2 separate regions of the Homo sapiens genome follow, and region 1 is linked to region 2. Evidence: read pairs that join two places in POLR2A ChIA-PET (ENCODE). Cell type or tissue: A673. All regions are shown on one strand. Links, peaks and the distances in the headings refer to the core of each region. The heading gives the core; the rest is flanking DNA.

The links. ChIA-PET counts read pairs that join two places held together with the same protein. Peaks named below come from ENCODE experiments on the same cell type or tissue, not always from the same donor. Only the 100,000 strongest peaks of a DNase experiment are listed, where the experiment ranks them.
Region 1: POLR2A ChIA-PET joins it to region 2 with 7 read pairs; 2 of 35 experiments call an interaction of 5 or more read pairs at or near these places.

What each region holds. Positions count from the first base shown.
Region 1 is chr13:20,077,202-20,081,661 of GRCh38, reverse strand. The region is part of intron 21 of ZMYM2 (zinc finger MYM-type containing 2); the gene reads right to left. Among named protein-coding and RNA genes, the nearest start is that of LINC01072, 23 kb to the left of the region's middle. In A673, for the core only: no CTCF peak of the experiment used is centred there; no DNase peak of the experiment used is centred there.
Region 2 is chr13:20,881,506-20,896,737 of GRCh38, reverse strand. All of the region lies in intron 1 of XPO4 (exportin 4), which reads left to right. Among named protein-coding and RNA genes, the nearest start is that of XPO4, 14 kb to the left of the region's middle. In A673, for the core only: no CTCF peak of the experiment used is centred there; no DNase peak of the experiment used is centred there; H3K27ac peaks cover 989 bases.

The DNA of each region.
Region 1 (4,460 bases), core at 461-4,460, 810 kb after region 2:
TCTTTTTAGTTTTTTTTCTTATAAAGTAAGAGTTATAATTAAGGTAATGACTAAAGAAAAACACTGAGTGGTAAGAATGAGAGGAAATGTTATCTGTAGCTATTGAAAGCTCTCTTCTAGCACTCTGACTTTGTCAGGCTAACGCTTTTTTCTTATTGTCTCTATATTCCTAATTCTCCACCTGTAAAACAGTGCAAATTTATGAATCTTGTAACTTACTGTCACAAACCTAGAAAAATCTTAACAGTGAGGGTGGTTACAGAATCATTTAAAGTATAAACATTAGTGGGGCTTAAAGAGAAAATAACATAAAATTATATGATAACAGCACAAAGAATGGAAGGCAAGAATTGGGAGTACACTGTTCTAAGGCTCTTAAACTACATGTGAAGTAATATAATATTATTTGAATGCAGACATGTTAATTAAAGATGCAGATTGTAAACCTAAGGTAACAAGTAAAACTTAAGAGGTACAAATAATAAACCAATAGTGGAAATAAAGTGGAATCACAAAACATATTAATTCAAAGGAAGGCAGAAAAAGATGGAAAAACAAAGAACAGATAGAATACAAAACAACCAGAAGGATAACAGATTTTAATTCAATGACAGCAGTGATCATATTACACTAAGCCAAGGTTAGGAAACTAGAGTCCTGGAGCCATATCTGGCCCATGCCTATTTTTATAAAGTGTTCTTGGAATACAGACATACTGGTTCATTTGCATACTGTACAGCAGCTTTCATGTTACAGCATAGTTGAATGTCTGCATGACATACAAGCATGACCTGTAACCATGTACCATTTGGTCCTTTATTTAAAAAGTCTGTTGGTCCCTGGTCTAAACAGCAATTAAAAGACAGATACTGGGGTGGGAGTGGTGGCTCACACCTATAATCTCAGCACTTTGGGAGGCCAAGCCAAGCAGACAGCTTGAGCTCAGGAGTTCAAGACCAGCCTGGGCAAGATGGTGAAACCCCGTCTCTACAAAAAATACAAAAATTAGCCAGGCGTGGTGGCATGTGCCTGTAGCTCCAGCGACTTGACGGGCTGAGGCAGGAGAATCACTTGAGCCTGGGAGGTCAAAGCTGCAGTGAGCCATGAGATCACACCACTGCACTCTAGCCTGGGACAGACCGAGGCCCAGTCTCAAGGAAAAAAAAAAAAGAGACAGATATTGTCGGATTCAATTTTTTTAAAGGCAAGGTTCGACAATATGCTGTCTACAAAAAGCCTATTTTAAATAAAAGAACAGATAAGTGAAAAGTAAAAGAAAAAATGTACACCATGTATACACTAATCAAAACATAAGAATGCCATCATCTGAGTTGATCCAATGTTATTCAAACTAGTCAAAGGAATATTAGTCAGCAAAATTCTAAAATAGTAGAACAAAAACTCCTAATTAATGTCTTTCAAATACAATGATAGACCAACTGATAAAAGCCTGGCAAATCAAGAAAGTGACAATGCTAGGTTTCTCCCCTGCTTTTGGGTTAGTTAAAGGGTTGATGCTCTAAAAATAGCATTTCCTAAACTACCTGGAGATCCTCATTGTTATGAATGAGAACAGCAGTGATTGCTTAAAATATAACATCATGATTCCAGCTATTTAACGGGACTATAAACTTTTGCATTGTTTCTGGATTTCTAAATATACAAACTTAGTTGGGTATTACATAAAACAATCACTAAAGTAAAATCCCCAAGTTTAGAATAGCAATTTATATTTTTTGCTTTTATCATAAAGCAACATGTGTAATAAAAAATGAGGGAAATGATTCTGAAATAATTATTTTCATCTGTAAATCTAGTACAAAGAGAAAATTTCTATGTAACATTTAGAACCTTAGCAATAATAAACCAAAAACTAAGTTCCCAACTCAGCTCTACTAAAAGCAGTTCCTAAATGAAGTGCGAACACTTAATCCTCCTGAAAAGGTTTCTCTAGGCAATCCATGATAAATGATCTGCTGTTCTTGTTACAGAATGAATTACAAAATGTTTTATTACTTATTGTGGTAGTATGGGAAGCAATGCCATATTATTGTTGCTGTTATTTTCCACCATAGGCAGTCACAACTTACAAACATCTAATCTATACACATATGGCTCCCTTAGCACCAAAGCCCTTGCAACCAATGAGAATCTACAGAAGAAATCCTGTGTGTGGTTTCAGGAACAGAGGCAAAGGAGAAGCTGCGAAGAAGAGCAGCAACTTATAGATAGAATAGGCCTGTCTGAAGAGTAGATTTCTTAAAAAAAAATCATCACAGAAAGTCTTCAATTATGGGATTTGAATTCATTAAGTATCCTTTTTTTTTTTTTTTTTTTTTTTTTTTGAGACAGAGTCTTACTCTGTTGCCAGGCTGGAATGCAGTGGCGCAATCCCGGCTCATGCAACCTCTGCCTCCAGGGTTCAAGCGATTCTCCTGCCTCAGCCTCCCGAGTAGCTGAGATTACAGGCACGTGCCACCACACCCGGCTAATTTTTGTATTTTTAGTAGAGACGGGGTTTCACTATGTTGGCCAGGATGGTCTCCATCTCTTGACGTTGTGATCTGCCTGCCTCAGCCTCCCAAAGTGCTGGGATTACAGGCATGAGACACCGCGCCCAGCCAATAAAAGTATCTTTTTTTTTTTTAAATATAAATTCCTTTTTTAAGAGTTACTGGTCTCTCATTTCACTTAGATTTCTTTGGGACTATACATGAGAAAACTAGAGTTCCCTAAATAATTTTGGAACATCTGTAAAGAGCAGTACTGAATGATAAAAATGTAACATGTTATACATTTAACTTTATTCTAGTAGCCACATTTTAAAAGTTAAAAAGTATAATATTTTACTTAACCCAATATATCCAAAACATGTAATCCCAACATATAATATAAAAATATTTAACATTTTAAAAATACCAATTCTTTGAAATCTTGTATATATTTTATACTCAGAACACTTCTCATTTCAGACTACCCACATTTCAAAGGCCCTGTTTCTTATGGATAAAAAATGCTTTGTAGGGCAAAGCAGCACGTTGACAGATATCTACTTAAACAGAAATTATGGTACTAGTACTTGAGAAGCAAAATGAAAATCTCATAAAACACAGCTAACAGAGAGTTGAAAAGCATGTATTTTAGATATGTTCAGACTATTGGCATGTTTGTTCAGACAAGTATTGTCACTAATATGACAAACATATGGTCAAATGTTTCGGAGAGCTAGCTAAAGCAAGAAACACTGTGTGCAAACAATATACATAACAATTTATAAAATTAAATATTGGGAATATAAGACATTCATAATTTGAGGGCTATTAGATAGATTCTACTTCTAAGTCTCTCAAATCAGTTGTTTTATTAAACGTTATATGAATAAAGCTTCATTAATAATAATATAAAATAATCCACCATTAATTTAAGCTATCAATCAGTAGTTCTGCACAATAATTTGTGTTTCAATGAAAATATTCCAGCTTTCAGATGCTACGCCCAAGAAAAAAAAAATTTCAAGTATCATCTTTAAAAATACTTAAAACTGGCCAGGTGCAGTGGGGCTCACGTCTGTAATCCCAGCACTGTGGGAGGCCGAGGCGGGTGGATCATGAGGTCAGGAGATCGAGACCATCCTGGCTAACACAGTGAAACCCCGTCTCTACTAAAAATACAAAAAATTAGCCGGGCGTGGTGGCGGGCGCCTGTAGTCCCAGCTATTCGGGAGGCTGAGGCAGGAGAATGGCGTGAACCCAGATCACACCACTGCACTCCAGCCTGGGTGACAGAGCAAGACTCCCTCTCAAAAAAAAAAAAAGAAAAAAACTTAAAACCTTTTCATGTTTCTCCCTGGATAAAGATGAAATCTAAACATTTTATCAAGGAATAGAGGCCTTTGTGGTATGACTCTTACTTACCGCAGCCCTCAGCCTCAATACCCCAAAGCTTTCTCCACTTCACATTATACATTCCAGCCAGGCTAAGTAGTTCCTGGTAAACTGTGCCCTTGTACTGCCATTGTCCCTCTCTCATCCCTTTGCTGAATAAATTTCTATATGTACTTCAAAACTCAATTTAAAATTTAAAACTCAATGTCATCTAAATTCCTATACTTTTTCATTGTATATACTTAGGTAGAATTAATTAGTCCCAATTCTGTGTTACCAAGTCTGTATACAACACGAGCATAACATTATTTAAATATTATTTGTCTGTGTATTTCAACTCTTTCAGTGGAACATATTGTAATGGCTTTTAATTCAAACTGCTCACCAGATTCAAAATTTATGAGCTGTGTAACTTGGGCAAGTAACTTTACTTCCTCATAAAAAAATGCTGATAATTATAGTAAAGTTGTTGAGAGGACTGAATGACACATCAAGCACGTAGCATAGTATGTGGAAAGCAGTAAACAGTCAGTAAATGTAAGTTGTCAACATGCTTATCTCAGTCTCCAAAGCCTA
Region 2 (15,232 bases), core at 3,686-7,685:
ACTGATACAGTAATACAAAAAATGGGAATAAGTGCAGATATTGGAAAGAAAGGCCAAAAAATGATTATTTGCAGGTGATATGACATTTCGGAAAAAAAGTTTAAGCAAAATAACTAAGACTGTTGGAACCATTAGTTCTTTGGAAAGATGACCAGATGTAAGAAAAATAAATGGGTTGCAAGATTTCCTTTATATCAGCAGTGATCAGCTTAAAATTGGAAAAAAGATCCCATTCTGTTAGAAAGAAAAACTGTAGAAATAAATTATAGGGCACTGATAAGAAACATGCACCATTTTTGTGAAGAACATGATACAGCTTATTTGCAGAATATAAAAGAGCTGAATTAAATGAAGGCTATGCTCCTTGGTCTGAAAGGTCAATCCGGTTAAGGTGGCAATTTCTCCCTCATTCATCTCTAAATTGAATATAATGTCAATCAAAATCTCTCTTTCCTCCTCACCCTTTTCTGAGGTGGGAGAAAAATTAATTGATTAGAAAATATATCTGGAAGTCTGTGAAGGGTTTGGGGACTTGATGTAGCAACTATTACAATGTATTCAGAAGCTAAAGTAATTGAAACATAGCATTGGCATAGGAAAAGAATAGAAAGTTAGAATAGTCTAGAAACAGAACTAAGAATAAAATGTTATTTCACATTGTAAAGGTATAGGGAAGTATGCTACAAGTTTTCGATACAAGAGCCTTCAATATATAGCTGACCCCCAGCTATTTCACTTCTGGCCATTTATTCAGTTTATGGAAATACTTGCTTATACACAAAGAATGTTTACTGTAGTGTACTTTGCTGTAGTGAAGATTGAAACAACGTAAATGTCCAGTTACACCAAATTGATTTAATATACTGGTATTCTTTATAATGGAATTTTATGGAACTCTTAAAAAATATGGTATATCTAAAATGTGATAGCTTTTTTTTTAAATGGGAAGATCTGAATGAACATGGAAAGATACTCAAAATAAGACGAAAAATTGCAGAATAGAATATATGATCCCATTTCTGTTTTCTAGAAAAAGTTCTGTATATATTTGTATATGCATAGAAACGGAAATGGAAGGCTTATACTAAACTTCTTTTTTTTTTTTTGAGACAGAGTCTTGCTCTGTCACCCAGGCTGGAGTGCAATGGTGCGATCTCGGCTCACTGCAACTTCTGCCTCTCAGGTTCAAGTGATTCTCCTTCCTCAGCCTCCCGAGTAGCTAGGATTACAGGCATGCACCACCACACCCAGCTAATTTTTGTGTTTGTAGTAGGGACAGGGTTTCACCTTGTTGGCCAGGCTGGTTTTGAACTTCTGATCACAGGTGATCTGCCAGCTTCAGCCTCCCAAAGTGCTAGGATTACAGCTGTGAGCCACTGTGCCTGGCCTATACTAAACTTCTAAGAATGGCTGCATAGGGAATGAGATTGCACATGGGAGGAGTGCTTAATATAGTTTTAATATAGTTTGAATTTTTTACAATATAAAAATTTAGACCATAAATTAATACTCCGTTTTAGTAAATTTGAATGTTGCATGCATTTCTATTTTCTTTTCTTTGAGATGGAGTCTCACTCTGTTGCCTAGGCTGGAGTGCAGTGGCGCAATCTCGGCTCCCTGCCACCCCTGCCTCCCGGGTTCAAGCAATTATCCTGCTTCAGCCTCTAGAGTAGCTGGGACTACAGGTGCACGCCACCATGCCTGGCTAATTTTGGTGTTTTTAGTAGAGACAGTATTTTACCATGTTGACCAGGCTGTTCTCAAACTCCTGACCTCAGGTGATCCGCTCGCCTCGGCCTTCCAGAATGCTGGGATTACAGGCGTGAGATACCACACCCAGCCTGAATGTTGCATGTGTTTTAAAAAAATCTACCTTTTTTTTTTTTTTTCTTTGAGATGAAGTTTCACTCTTGTTGCCCAGGCTGGAGTGCAATGGCGCCATCTCGGCTCACTGCAACCTACACCTCCTGGGTTCAAGTGATTCTCCTGCCTTAGCCTCCCCAGTAGCTGGGATTTACAGGTGCCTGCCATGATGCCTGGCTAATTTTTTGTATTTTTAGTAGAGACGGGGTTTTACCATGTTGGCCAGGCTGGTCTTGAACTCCTGACCCTCAGGTGATCCACCTGCCTTGGCCTCCCAAAGTGCTGGGATTATAGACGTGAGCCACCACACCCGGCCAAAAAAAAAATCTACTTTTAAAATCTACTTCCTTGAATGTCCTGCAATTATTTTTATGTTGAAGAATGTTCAAAGCTGTATCATGGTTCAGACTAAGACTAGGTTTGTGGTTTTGCATTTATAGACTTATAAATGCAAATGCAGGGCATTCCATTTCCACAGATTTGTTTAATCACTGCTAAGTATAATATAACCTTGTGAATAAATAAAAGGAAAAATGTCTTTTGAGTGAGAAAGAGCTAATAGAAAACTAATAAACTTTATTCTGAAAAAGAGATAGGGATTCACTCTTTCTCTGTTTGTAATTATGGGAAAAATTAGGTCCATTGTAATTTGACAATATTTTAGAGAAGGGTTTTTCAGAGTTTAGAACATGCATAACCAATCTTAGGGTGATTATTAAAACTGCAGATTTCTGGCTGGACACCGTGGCTTACACCTGTAATCCCAGCACTTTGGGAGGCTGAGGCGGGCAGATCACCTGAGGTTGGGAGTTCGAGACCAGCCTGACCAACATGGAGAAACCCTGTCTCTACTAAAAATACAAAATTAGCTGGTGTGGTGGCGCATGCCTGTATTCCCAGCTACTCGGGAGGCTGAGGCAGGAGAATCACTTGAACCCGGGAGGCGGAGAATGCAGTGAGCCAAGATCATGCCATTGCACTCCAGCCTGGGCAACAAGAGCGAACTCTGTTTCAAAAACAAAACAAAACAAAAAACTGCAGTTTCCTTTGCCTTACCTACGGAGGTTCTAATTTAGGAGGCCATGTTTCTTTCTTTTTTTTTTTTTTTGAGACAGAGTCTCACCCTGTCAGCCAGGAGTGCAGTGGCGCAATGCACGTTTAGGCTCATTGCAACCTCCGCAACCTCCGCCTCCCAGGTTCAAGCAATTCTCCTGACTTGGCCTCCTGTGTTCCTGGGATTACAGGCACGTGCCACCATGCCCGGCTAATTTTTGTATTTTTAGTAGAGACGGGGTTTCACCATGTGAGGGAGTTTCACCATGTTGGCTAGACTGGTCTCGAACTCCTGACCTCGTGATCCTCCCACCTCGGCCTCCCAAAGTGCTGGGATTACAGGCATGAGCCACCGTGCTTGGCCATGGAGACCGTGTTTCATTCCATATCCTCATCTTTTTTGTCTTTCTTAGTGGGTCTGAAGGGTCAGTATAGTGAGTGGGTGGCCTCTGCCTTGTATCCGAGCCATAAGACTGTTTCTGTCCACTGTCTTTGTTGTCCAGCCAGGGCTACCTACATAATTTGCAGGGCCCAGTGAAAATGAAAATGTAAGGCCTCTTGTTCACAAAAAGCAGGGGAAAAGTGCCATTAAGTGTTGTGAAATATAAAGCATTTTTCTTTAAAAATGTTTGCACCTTGTGAGGCTTTGGATAAGTTACTGCCTTTCCAGCTTCTGTTGACTCTTTTCCAGTCGCTTTTTCTCTTCATCAGCCACACTAGCTTTTTTGCAACCCTTCCCACTTGTGTCCTGTGTCCTGTCACAGGGCCTCTCATATACTAGTCCTTCTGTCTGGAATGCTTTTCTTCCCTGTCACTTCATCCTTCAGTTCTCTCAGTAGTCAGTTTCTCAGGGAAGCCTTCCTTAGCCTGCCTGAAAGGTGAGATTCACCTGTCCTTTTATAACAGTGTAGTTCTTTTATTTTTTTTTTTTTATTTTTTACTTTTTGGAGTTACTCTAAAACCCAGCTGGAATGCAGTGGTGTGATCATGACTCACTGCAGCCTCAAACTCCTGGGCTGAAGCGATCCTCCCCCTTTAGCCTCCCGAGTAGGTGGGACCACAGGTGCACGCCACCACACCTGGCTATGTTACAATGTTTTTGTAGAGACGAAATCTTGCTGTATTGCCCAGGGTGGTCTCAAGTTATTGGTAGTTCTTTTATAACACCTTATTTATGTGATTGATTAATGAACGTTGGTCTCTCTTGCTGGACTCTAATGTATATTTGTTCAGGGACCCTGTTTGCTTTTCCTTGATTATGTGTGTCTAGTACAGGGCTTGGCACCTTGTTGCTCAGTAATATTTGTTGAATGAAAAAGGATGAATAAACGAGGAAGGGAGTAGTGTGAAATGAGACTAGGGAAATAGAGGCTGGGTTATCTTAAGGTTTTGTTTGCTATAATAATTAGCTTGAATTCACACAGTATAAAATTTGGCTGGGCATGGTGGCTCACACCTGTAATCCCAGCACTTTGGGAGGCTGAAGCGGGTGGATCACCTGAAGTCAGGAGTTTGAGACCAACCTGGCCAACATGGTGAAACCCCATGTCTACTAAAAATACAAAAAATTAGCCAGGCATGGTGGTGCATGTGTGTAATCCCAGCTACTCAGGAGGCTGAGACAGGAGAATCGCTTGAACCCAGGAGGTGAAGGTTGCAGTGAGCCAAGATCGTGCCACTGCACTTGCAGTGAGATTGCACCACTGTACTGCACTTGGAGTGAGCCGAGATCATGCCACTGCACTCCAGCCTAAAAGAGCAAAACTCCATCTCGAAAAAAAAAAACAAAACAAAACAAAAAAAAACTTGTCAGATTTGTGGTTTTGATGTTCGACTGGCAGCAGTGTGAAACATCCTGTCTGTAGCTCCACTTCCCTGGGTGGATAAGGCAGAATTGCTTGAGTCCAGAAGTTCAAGCCTGGGCAACATAGCAAGACCCTATCTTTTTTTTTTTTTTTGGAGATGGAGTCTTGCTCTGTCACCCAGGCTGGAGTGCTGTGGTGCGATGTCGGCTCACTGCAACCTTCACCTCCCGGGTTCAAGCAATTCTCCTGCCTCAGCCTCCCGAGTAGCTGGGACTACAGGCATACGCTGCCACGCCTGGCTATTTTTTTGTATTTTAGTAGAGACAGGGTTTCACTATGTTGCCCAGGCTGGTCTTGAACTCCTGAGCTCAGGCAGTCCGCCTGCCTCAGCCTCCCAAAGTGCTAGGATTACAGACGTGAGCCACCACGGCTGGCCCAAGAGCCCATCTTTTTTAAAAAAATAGAGAAATAATAACCACTACCTCAGGGAGTTAGTGCAAAGATAAAATGATTTAACATACATTGAAAGAAAAGTGTTTAGTATAGTGCCTGGGGTATAGTAAGTGCTCTGTAAATGTTAGCTGCTATTTTGTACTTTAATGTATCAAATAACATGGCATCAAATCAAGATAACCTTATAGTAAGCACTTGATAAATACATGTTGAGTTAATTAGATTTCTTCTAGAGTAACACTAGCTGATAGAACTTTCTGTGCTGATGGAAGTGTTCTTTATCTGCTCTCTCCAATGTGGTAGCCACTTACCACATTCGTCTTGAGCTCTTGTAACATGGTTAATGTAAGGGAGCCACTGTGGTAGTGGCTACTGTGTTAGACACCACAAGTCTAGAGTGTGGCCGTTTGTTCTTTTTTTTTTTTTTTTTTTTTTTTTTTTAAATTGAGATGGAGTTTTGCTCTTGTTGCCCAGGCTGGAGTGCAATGGCTTGATCTTGGCTTACAGCAACCTCCACCTCTCGGATTCAAGCAACTCTCCTGCCTCACCCTCCCAAGTAGCTGGGATTACAGGCGTGCACCACCATACCATGCCTGGCTAATTTTGTATTTTTAGTAGAGACGGGGTTTCTCTATGTTGGTCCGGTCAGGCTGGTCTCAAACTCCTGACCTCAGGTGACTGGCCCACCTTGGCTTCCCAAAGTGCTGAGATTACAGGCATGAGCCAATGCTCACAGCCTGCTCCTTTTTTTTTTTTTTTTTTTTTGAGGCAGGGTCTCATTCTGTTGCCCAGGCTGGAGTGCAGTTGCGCAATCTCGGCTCACGCCATCCTCTGCCTCCCAGGCTCAAGCAGTCCTCCAGCCTCAGCCCTCTGAGTAGCTGGGGGTACAGACAGACACCAACCATACCCAGCTAATTTTTGTATTTTAGTAGAGACAGGGTTTCACCATGTTATCCAGGCTGGTCTTGAACTCCTGAGCTCAAGCGATCTGCCTGCCTCAGCCTCCCTAAGCGCTGGGATTACAAGCATGAGCCACCTTGCCTGGCCATGCTCTTTGCGTATTTCTTCTGATTTGTAAATACTGATTTCAATTTCTTTATTTCTTTTTTTTTTTTAGACAGAGTCTTGCTGTGTTGCCCAGGCTGGAGTACAGCAGCACAATAGCAGCTCACTGCAACCTCCACCTCCTGGGCTCAAGCAATCCTCCCACCTCAGCCTCCCAGGTAGCTGGGACTATAAGCATGGGCCACCATGCCTGGCTAATTTTTGCATTTTTTGTAGAGACAAGGTTTGTCTGTGTTGCACAGGCTGGTCTTGAACCCTTGGGCTCAAGCGATCCTCCCACCTCAGCCTCTCCAAAGTGCTGGGATGACGGGCATAAGCCACCGTGCCCAGCTCCTGATTTAACATTTCAAATAATTCTTATAGGTTCTAGCTCATTATTTCTGGTTGTTGCATTCCCACTGTCAAAATGCAATACTGATTTTAGATATTAAATGCATCCTTAACAGGTTTCTGTCTTCTTATTACTTCTGGTTCTTTTTCTTGCTCTAGCATCAGCAAAGCACAATGCTTTTGACAACATTGGTGGCACACAATATTGGTGAAGAGAAGATGAATATTCTTTGCTTTGTAGTTATAAATCATTTTCATTTTTAGATTTATAAATGGCAATTAGAGTCATCAAAACAGTTTTTCATTAACTTTATATATACACCTACCTTTAGCATTTGCCCACTTACGAACTGTATCAAGCAAATTTTTTACACACAAATCAAAGAAGATGAAAGAATGATATCACATGTCGTTTCAGCAAAACAGATTGTTTTGGATTCTTGTCACAGAATATTGGGTAATGATGTAATTCTCGTGTAATGACTGTCAATGAGATTACCATATTTTTTTCCTTGGAAGTATGTTCGTTCATTGATTGTTGAGTTGGAGAAAATTCATTTAGGGCAGGATTTCTCAAACTTGCCATTATTAGCATTTCGGGTGGATACTTTTTGTTGCTGAGGGCTGGTTCGTGCATTGTAGGATGTTTAGCAGTGTCCCTACCCTCTATCCACTAGTTGCCATTAGTGCTCCCCAGTTGTGGCAACCAGAAATGTTTCCATACACTGCCAGATGTCCCTTGGGGGACAAAATTACCTAAATTAAGAACCACTGATATAACATCATCATCTGAAGACTCAAGGTCTGAGATGACACTTACGTGATCCATTTTACCATGATTGACAGCATCTAGAGCAGTTCAGTCTGTAGAAACTTTCTGCAGTAATAGGAATATTCTGTATTTGTGTTTTGCAATGTGATAATTACTAGCCATGCGCACATGGCACTTGAAATATCCCTAGTATATCTGAGGAGCTAAATTTTTAATTAACTTAAACTTAAACAGTCTCATGTCTAGTGGCTACCGCATTGAAGAACACAAAAAGAGTGTCTTTTTGCCGGGTGCAGTGGCTCACGCCTGTAATCCCAGCACTTTGGGAGGCCAAGGTGGGTGGATCACTTGAGGTCAGGAGTTCGAGACCAGCCTGACCAACATGGTGAAATCTCGTCTCTACTAAAAATGACAAAAAAATTAACTGGGAACTGGGCATGGTGGCACACGCCTGTGACCCCAGGTACTTGGGAGGCTGAGGCAGGAGAATCACTTGAACCCGGGAGGTGGAGGTTGCAGTGAGCCGAGATTGCACCATTGCACTCCAGCTTGGGCAACAAGAGCGAAACTGTCTCAAAAAAAAAAAAAAGTGTCTTTTTGCCTTCATCCTCTGACTTATCTCATAATTGTGAATGTGAAATGTCTTTTGTCAGTTTTCTTCTCTTTGTCATTATGATTGGGAAATGAAAAATTTCTAATTCTCAACAGTATTCAATGAAACCTTTCAAAAAAGACCACCAGACTGGGTGCAGTGGCTCATGCTTGTAATCGCAGCACTTTGAGAGGCCGAGGCAAGCAGATCACTTGAGCCCAGGAGTTTGAGACTAGAGTGGGCAACATGGCGAAACTCTGTCTCTACAAAAAATAAAAAATAAAAAATTATCCATGTGTGGAGGCCTGCACCTGTAGTCTCATCTACTCAGGAGGCTGAAGTGGGAGCATCCATTGAGTCTGGGAGGTCAAAGTTGCAGTGAGGTATGATTACAACACTGCACTCCATCCAGCCTAGGTGACAGAACAGACCCTGCCCCAAACAAAACAAAACCCCCACCAGGTTTCTTTTATATCTTCTCAAAAGATCATGCCATATACTTGGGGCAATGTAGTAAAAAAAATTGAGGGTAATGTAATAGGGTTGATTTATTTAGTTATTGCCTCTCTCTTCCATATCATTTCATCATTCATTTTCTTATTATTTTAGTCTTTTTTTTTTTTTTTTTTGAGATGGAGTTTTGCTCTTGTCGCCCAGGCTGGCATGCAATGGCACAATCTTGGCTCACTGCAACCTCTGCCTCCCAGGTTCAAGCCATTCTCCTGCCTCAGCCTCCCGAGTAGCTGGGATTACAGGCGTACACTACCATGCCTGGCTAATTTTTCTATTTTTCGTAGAGACAGGGTTTTGCCATGTTGGCCAGACTGGTCTTGATCTCCTGACCTCAAGTGATTCACCTGTCTCAGCCTCCCAAAGTGCCGGAATTACAGATAGGCGTGAGCCACTGAGCCCGACCTCTTTTTTTTTTCTTTTCCTTTCCTTTTTTGAGACAGAGTCTGACTGTCGCCCAGGCTGGAGTGCCGTGGTATGATGTTGGCTCACTGCAACCTCCACCTCCCGAATTCGAGTGATTCACCTGCCTCTGCCTCCCAAGTAGCTGGGACTACAGGTGTGCACCACCACGCCAGGCTAATTGAAATTTTTTTATTTTGAGTAGAGATGAGGTTTCACCATGTTGGCCAGGCTGGTCTCAAACTCCTGACTTCAAGCGATCCACCAGCCTCAGCCTCCCAAAGTGCTGGGATTACAGGCATGAGCCACAGTGCTCAACCTTGTTTATTTTCTAATCTTAACTCTGTTTTGCATTTCTGGGATACCTAACTTGGTCACAGTGTATATTATTATCGTCATTATTATTTTTAACATCCATTGTTGGATTTGGTTTATGAAATATCTTTTTATTAATATTTTTAATTGACATAATTGCATACGTTTGTGGGGTATAGTGTAATGTTGTAATGTTTTAATATATATATACAACGTGGAATGATTAAGTCAAGTTAATTAACATATCCATCACCTCCCTTATGTGAAGTATCTTAAGATTTCTTCTTCTGTGTTCATGAGTAGGATTGATGTATAAATTTCTTTTCCTCCACTGTCCTCATCTGGTTTTGCTATTGGCATATTTATGATGATATGCTAGGCTCTTAAAATGGCGTAAGGAGTGTTTCCTGTTTTGTAGTCTCTTGAAGAAATCTGTATAGGATTGGAATTGCTGTATTTATCACAATAAATTTGTTTGCTATCCTTTTATTTATTTATTTTTTTTTTGAGACGGAGTTTCGCTCTTGTTGCCCAGGCTGGAGTGCAATGGTGCAATCTTGGCTCACTGCAACCTCCGCCTCCCAGGTTCAAGCAATTCTGCCTCAGCCTCACGAGTAGCTAGGATTACAGGCATGCACCACCACACCTGGCTAATTTTGTATTCTTAGTAGAGACAGGGTTTCTCCATTTTGGTCAGGCTGGTCTCGAACTCCTGACCTCAGGTGATACGCCCGCCTTGGCCTCCCAAAGTGCTGGGATTACAGGCATGAGCTAACACGCCCAGCCCTGTTTGCTATCCTTTTAATGTCTTTTTATTTTCCAAGGCATCTGTAGTTGCTTTCTCTTTTAATTCTTGCTTGTTTATATATTTGTGTTTTTCCTCTCCAATTTTATTAGTTATTCCAAATAAAGAACTTTTGGCTTTTTTGTTTATTGTAAACTATAGTTTTATTTTGTTTTGTTTTGAGACAGAGTCTTGTTCTGTTGCCCAGGCTGGTGTGCAGTAGCGTGACCTCTGCAGTCTTGAACCCACCGCATCTTGGGTTCAAGGGATTCTCCTGCCTCAGCCTCCCGAGTAACTGGGATTACAGGCATGAGTCACCACTACAACTAATTTTTTATATTTTTAGTAGAGACAGGGTTTTACCATATTGGCCAGGCTGGTCTTGAACTCTCAACCTCAAGTGATCCACCCGCCTCAGCCTCCCAAAGTGCTGGGATTACAGGTGTGAGCCACGCGCCCAGCCTGGCTTATACATTTTCTGATTTCCATTATGATTTTTTTTCATCCTTGAATTTTTCTAGTTTTTGTTATTGTTATGTTAAATCAATTTCTTACTTAATTGCTCTTGGTCAGGTAATATGTCACATACATACCAGTTATTTAAAATTTGTTTGGATATGCCTTACAGTCTAGTGTGTTGTCAGTTTTTGTTCAGTATGTGTTTGAAAAGAATGTGATATTCACTTAAAGGTGCAATGTATTTATGCTATTAAATCAAATTCATTAGATACTTCTGTCTCCTAAGCTAACAGTTACTGAGAGTTACATGTTAATCTTCCACTCTAGTGTATTTGTTGGTAGTTCTGTTTTGTTTTGTACGTATAAATTGTATTGCATGCCATTGTAGTTAAACCTTTTATAATTATGAGATGGCCCAGCATCTTTTAGTAATATTTTGCCCTAAATTCTGTTTTTCTCTGATAGCTACATCAATTTCATTAACTTTATTTTGATTAGAATTTTTTTCTACTTTTGTAAACTTATTTTATTTTTTCATTGTTATTTTAAAAATTGTTTTGTAGAGACAAAGGCTTGCTTCATTAACCAGGCTGGTCTTGAGCTCCTGACCTCATGTGATCTTCCTGCCTTGGCCTCCCAAAGTGTTGGGATTACAGGCATGAGCCATTGCATGAGGACTTTTTCCATCTTTGTGCTTTCAACCTTTCCATGCCCTTGAGTTTTATATGCATTTCTTATAAACAGCATAATTTTGGATTTTCTTTTTTATCCAGTCTGTCCATCTTAGTTTTTTATGTAGAGCATTTAGTTTATTACATTTTCTTGTCATTACTGATAAATTATAACTTATTTGTTATCTTACTGTGTGTGCATGTGATTTTTTTCTTTCTTGCCTTCTTTTAGGGTTTGATAATCTTTTGTTTCTCATTCCATAGTTTGTTGTCATAAACTATGTTCTTAGTTTTAATATCTTATTGACCACAGTAAACATTTTAACATGCATATTCAATTTAGTCCAAAGATAATATGTATATTCTGTCCCAGCCAGAGTAATACAAAGACTAGCTTAAAAATACCTCTCTCCTGGCTGGGCACGGTGGCTCATACCTGCAATCTCAGCACTTTGGGAGGCCAAGGCAGGCGGATCACCTGAGGTTGGGAGTTCGAGACCAGCCTGACCAATACGGAGAAACCCCATCTCTACTAAAATACAAAATTAGCCAGCGTGGTGGCGCATGCCTGTAATCCCAGCTACCTGGGAGGCTGAGGCTTGAACCCGGGAGGTGGAGGTTGCAGTGAGCCGAGATTGCACCATTGCATTCCAGCCTGGGCAACAAGAGGGAAACTCCGTCTCAAAAAACAAACAAACAAACAAAAAAACAAACCAAAAAAACCTCTCTTTTTACTTAATGCGCTATTGCTGTCCAGAGTTTTAATTGTCTTTTTTCATTTTCTCAAACTAATCTTTACTTGTTTTTGTGTTAAGAGACAGGGTCTTGCTGTGTCACCCAGACTGAAGCACAGTGGCTTAATTAAAGTTCACTGCAGCTTCAAACGTTTGGGCTCAAGTGATCCTCCTGCCTTAACCTCCCAGGTAGAATCATTTTAAAAATACAATACTTGGCCACGTGCAGTTGCTCATGCCTCTAATCCCAGAATTTTGGGAGGCTGAGGCAGGAGAATCACTTGAGCCCAGGATTTTGAGACCAGCCTGGGTAACATGGCAAAAATCCCATCTCTATAAAAATACAAAAAAATTTAGCCAGGTGTGGTGTCATGTGCCTGTGGTCCCAGCTACTCCGGAGGCTGAGGTGGAAGGACTGCTTGAGCCTGGGAGGTTGATGCTGCAGTGAGCCGAGATTGTACTACTGCAGTATACCCTGGGTGATAGATTGGATTGGATTGGATTGGATCGGATCGGATCGGATCGGATTGGATTATATTGTATTTATTTTTAAGAGACAGGGTCTCACCCTCTTGCCCAGGCTGGAGTGCAGTAGTGTGATCTTGTCTCACTGCACCCTTTGCCTCCTGAGCTCAAGTAATCCTGCTTCAGCCTCCTGAATAGCTAAGACTACAGGTGGAGGCCATCATGCCCAGCTATTTATTTATTTGAGAGACAAATCAATTTTTGAGACTGCCTTGTTGCCCAGGGCAGTCTTGAACTCCTGGGCTTAAGCGATCCTCCTGCCTCCGCCTCCCAAAGTGCCAGGATTACAGGTGTGAGCCACCTCACCTGGCCTTAGTGAACGTATTTAACAATATGTTTGGCCGGGTGTGGTGGCTCATGCCTGTAATCGCAGCACTTCAGGAGGCTGAGGCATGCGGATCACCTGAGGTTGGGAGTTCAAGACCAGCCTGGCCAACATGGAGAAACCCCATCTCTACTAAAATACAAAATTAGCTGTGTGTGGTGGCGCATGCCTGTAATCCCAGCTACTCGGGAGGCTGAGGCAGGAGAATCGCTTGAACCCAGGAGGCGGAGGTTGCGGTGAGTGGAGATCACGCCATTGCACTCCATCCTGGGCAACAAGAGCAAAACTCTGTCTCAAAAACAAACAAAAAAACCCAATACAATACGTTTACTCCATAGTCTTTTGCATTCAAGATCATTAATTTGGATTCACTTTACTTGAAGTATTTTCTTTAGAATTTTTTTAGGGAAGAGTACTTTGGTGGTAAACTCTCTTGGTTTTTATTTGTAGGAACATGCTTTCATTATACTCTAATCCCTGAAAGATCATTTTTCTAGATAGACATTTCTAGGTTAATAGTTATTTTCTTTCAATACCCTGAAAATGTTATTCTGGTCTCTCTTGTCTGACTTAACTTATTGCTCTAAGAAATACAGTTTAGTCTGTTATGCCTTACAAATATCTTTTTTCTTTGACTGCTTTTAAGGTCTTCTCTTTGAATTCTTCAGTTTCACTGTGATATCAGTAATACGATTTTTCCTCCTTTTCATTTAGTTTGGGATTCATTGGGTTTTCTGATTTTTAGTGTTTCTCATCAATTTTGGAATGCTTCTTTTCTTTAGCTTTGAGTCTACATCTTTCCTTTCTTTCTCCTCACCCATTGAAGCTCCATGCTGTGTCAGGCAAGGCCTGCCAAGAAACACTCAAAGGTGTAATTGAAGAGAGTTAACGAAGATAACTATTGACAGAGGCTTGGGGAGGGGTAAGATGTAAGGGAACCGCAAAGGATGGTAAAGCCATTCTCAGGGCCTGCAAGGGCAGGGCGGGATAGTGGAGAATTGGAGAGAGCTGTAGTTGTAGGGGAGAGCAGCCTTAGGGAGCTGTGGCTTTTGGTGGGAAAAAGGAAGCACTGGGACAGAGTGAGGAAGCCTGAGTCATGTGGTGTCTAGAGGTCAGCCTCTCGGGGCTCTGAGTACAGCAGAGAATGGATGGTCCCTTTATTCTCTTACACTCCCTGCCTTTTTTTTTTTTTTGAGACTGAGTTTTGCTCTTTTGCCCAGGCTGGAGTGCAGTGGCTCCATCTCGGCTCACTGCAACCTCTGCCCTACTGGTTCAAGCGATTCTCTTGCCTCAGACTCTGGAGTAGTTGGATTATAGGTGCCCACCACCACACCTGGCTAATTTTTGTATTTTTAGTAGAGATGGGATTTTGCCATGTTGGCCAGGCTGGTCCCAAACTCCTGACCCCAGGTGACCCACCCACCTCGGCCTCCCAAAGGGCTAGGATTACAAGCATGAGCCACTGCGCCTGGCCAATTCTCCTAGACTCTTTATGATGTGGTTTGGATGTTTTGTCCTCTCCAAATCTCATATTGAAATGACTTCTGATGTTGGAGGTGGGCCTAGTAGGAGGTGTTTGGGTCATGAGGTGGATCCCTCATGAATGGCATGGTGCCTCCCTCTGAGTTCACCGGAGATCTGGTTTAAAAGAATGTGGCACCTCCCCCCACTTGCTTTCTTTCTTGCCATATGATATGCTGGCTCTCCCTTTGCCCTCTGCCGTGATTGAAAGCTCTTGGTCTCACCAGAAGCTGAGCAGATGTTGGTACCGTGTGTATGGCTTGCAGAAACATGAGCCAAATAAGCCTCTTTTCTTTATAAATTACCCAGTCTCAAGTATTCCTTTATAGTAATGTGAAGGGACTATCATGCTTCATGTTTGTGCCTTCCTATGTTTGTAATAATTTCCCATATCTGTCTTCAGTTTTTCCCAATTTTCTTTTCTTTCTTTCTTTTTTTTTTTTTTTTTTGAGACCGAGTCTTACTCTGTCGCCCAGGCTGGAGTGCAGTGGTGTGATCTTGGCTCACTGCAACCTCTACCTTCCAGGTTCAAGCGATTCTCCTGTCTCAGCCTCCCAAGTAGCGAGGACTACGGGCATACACTACCATGCCCAGTTAATTTTTTTGTATTTTTAGTAGAGACGGGGTTTCACCCTGTTGGCCAGACTGGTCTCAAACTCCTGACCTCAGGTAATCCACCCTCCTCAGCCTCCCAAAGTGCTGGGCTTACAGGTGTGAGCTACTGTGCCCAACCCCTAATTTTTTCCCCGATGTATCTAATCTGTTCTTTGATCTGTTTAGTGAGTTTTTAATGTATATTTTATTGAAGTATATTAACACAAGAAAATTCACAAATCTTAGGTGTCCAGTTTGATGATGATATGTGATTGTGTGTACTCCTGTAATTACCATCCAAACCAAACATAGTAAGTCTATTGATATTTATATTTCTTTTATTATATTGCTCATAAAAGTTTTCTTGTGATATCTTGCTTTTAAAAAAAATTATTGGCTGGATGTGGTGGCTCATGCCTGTAATTCCAGCACTTTGGGAGGCTGAGGCGGGGGGATCAT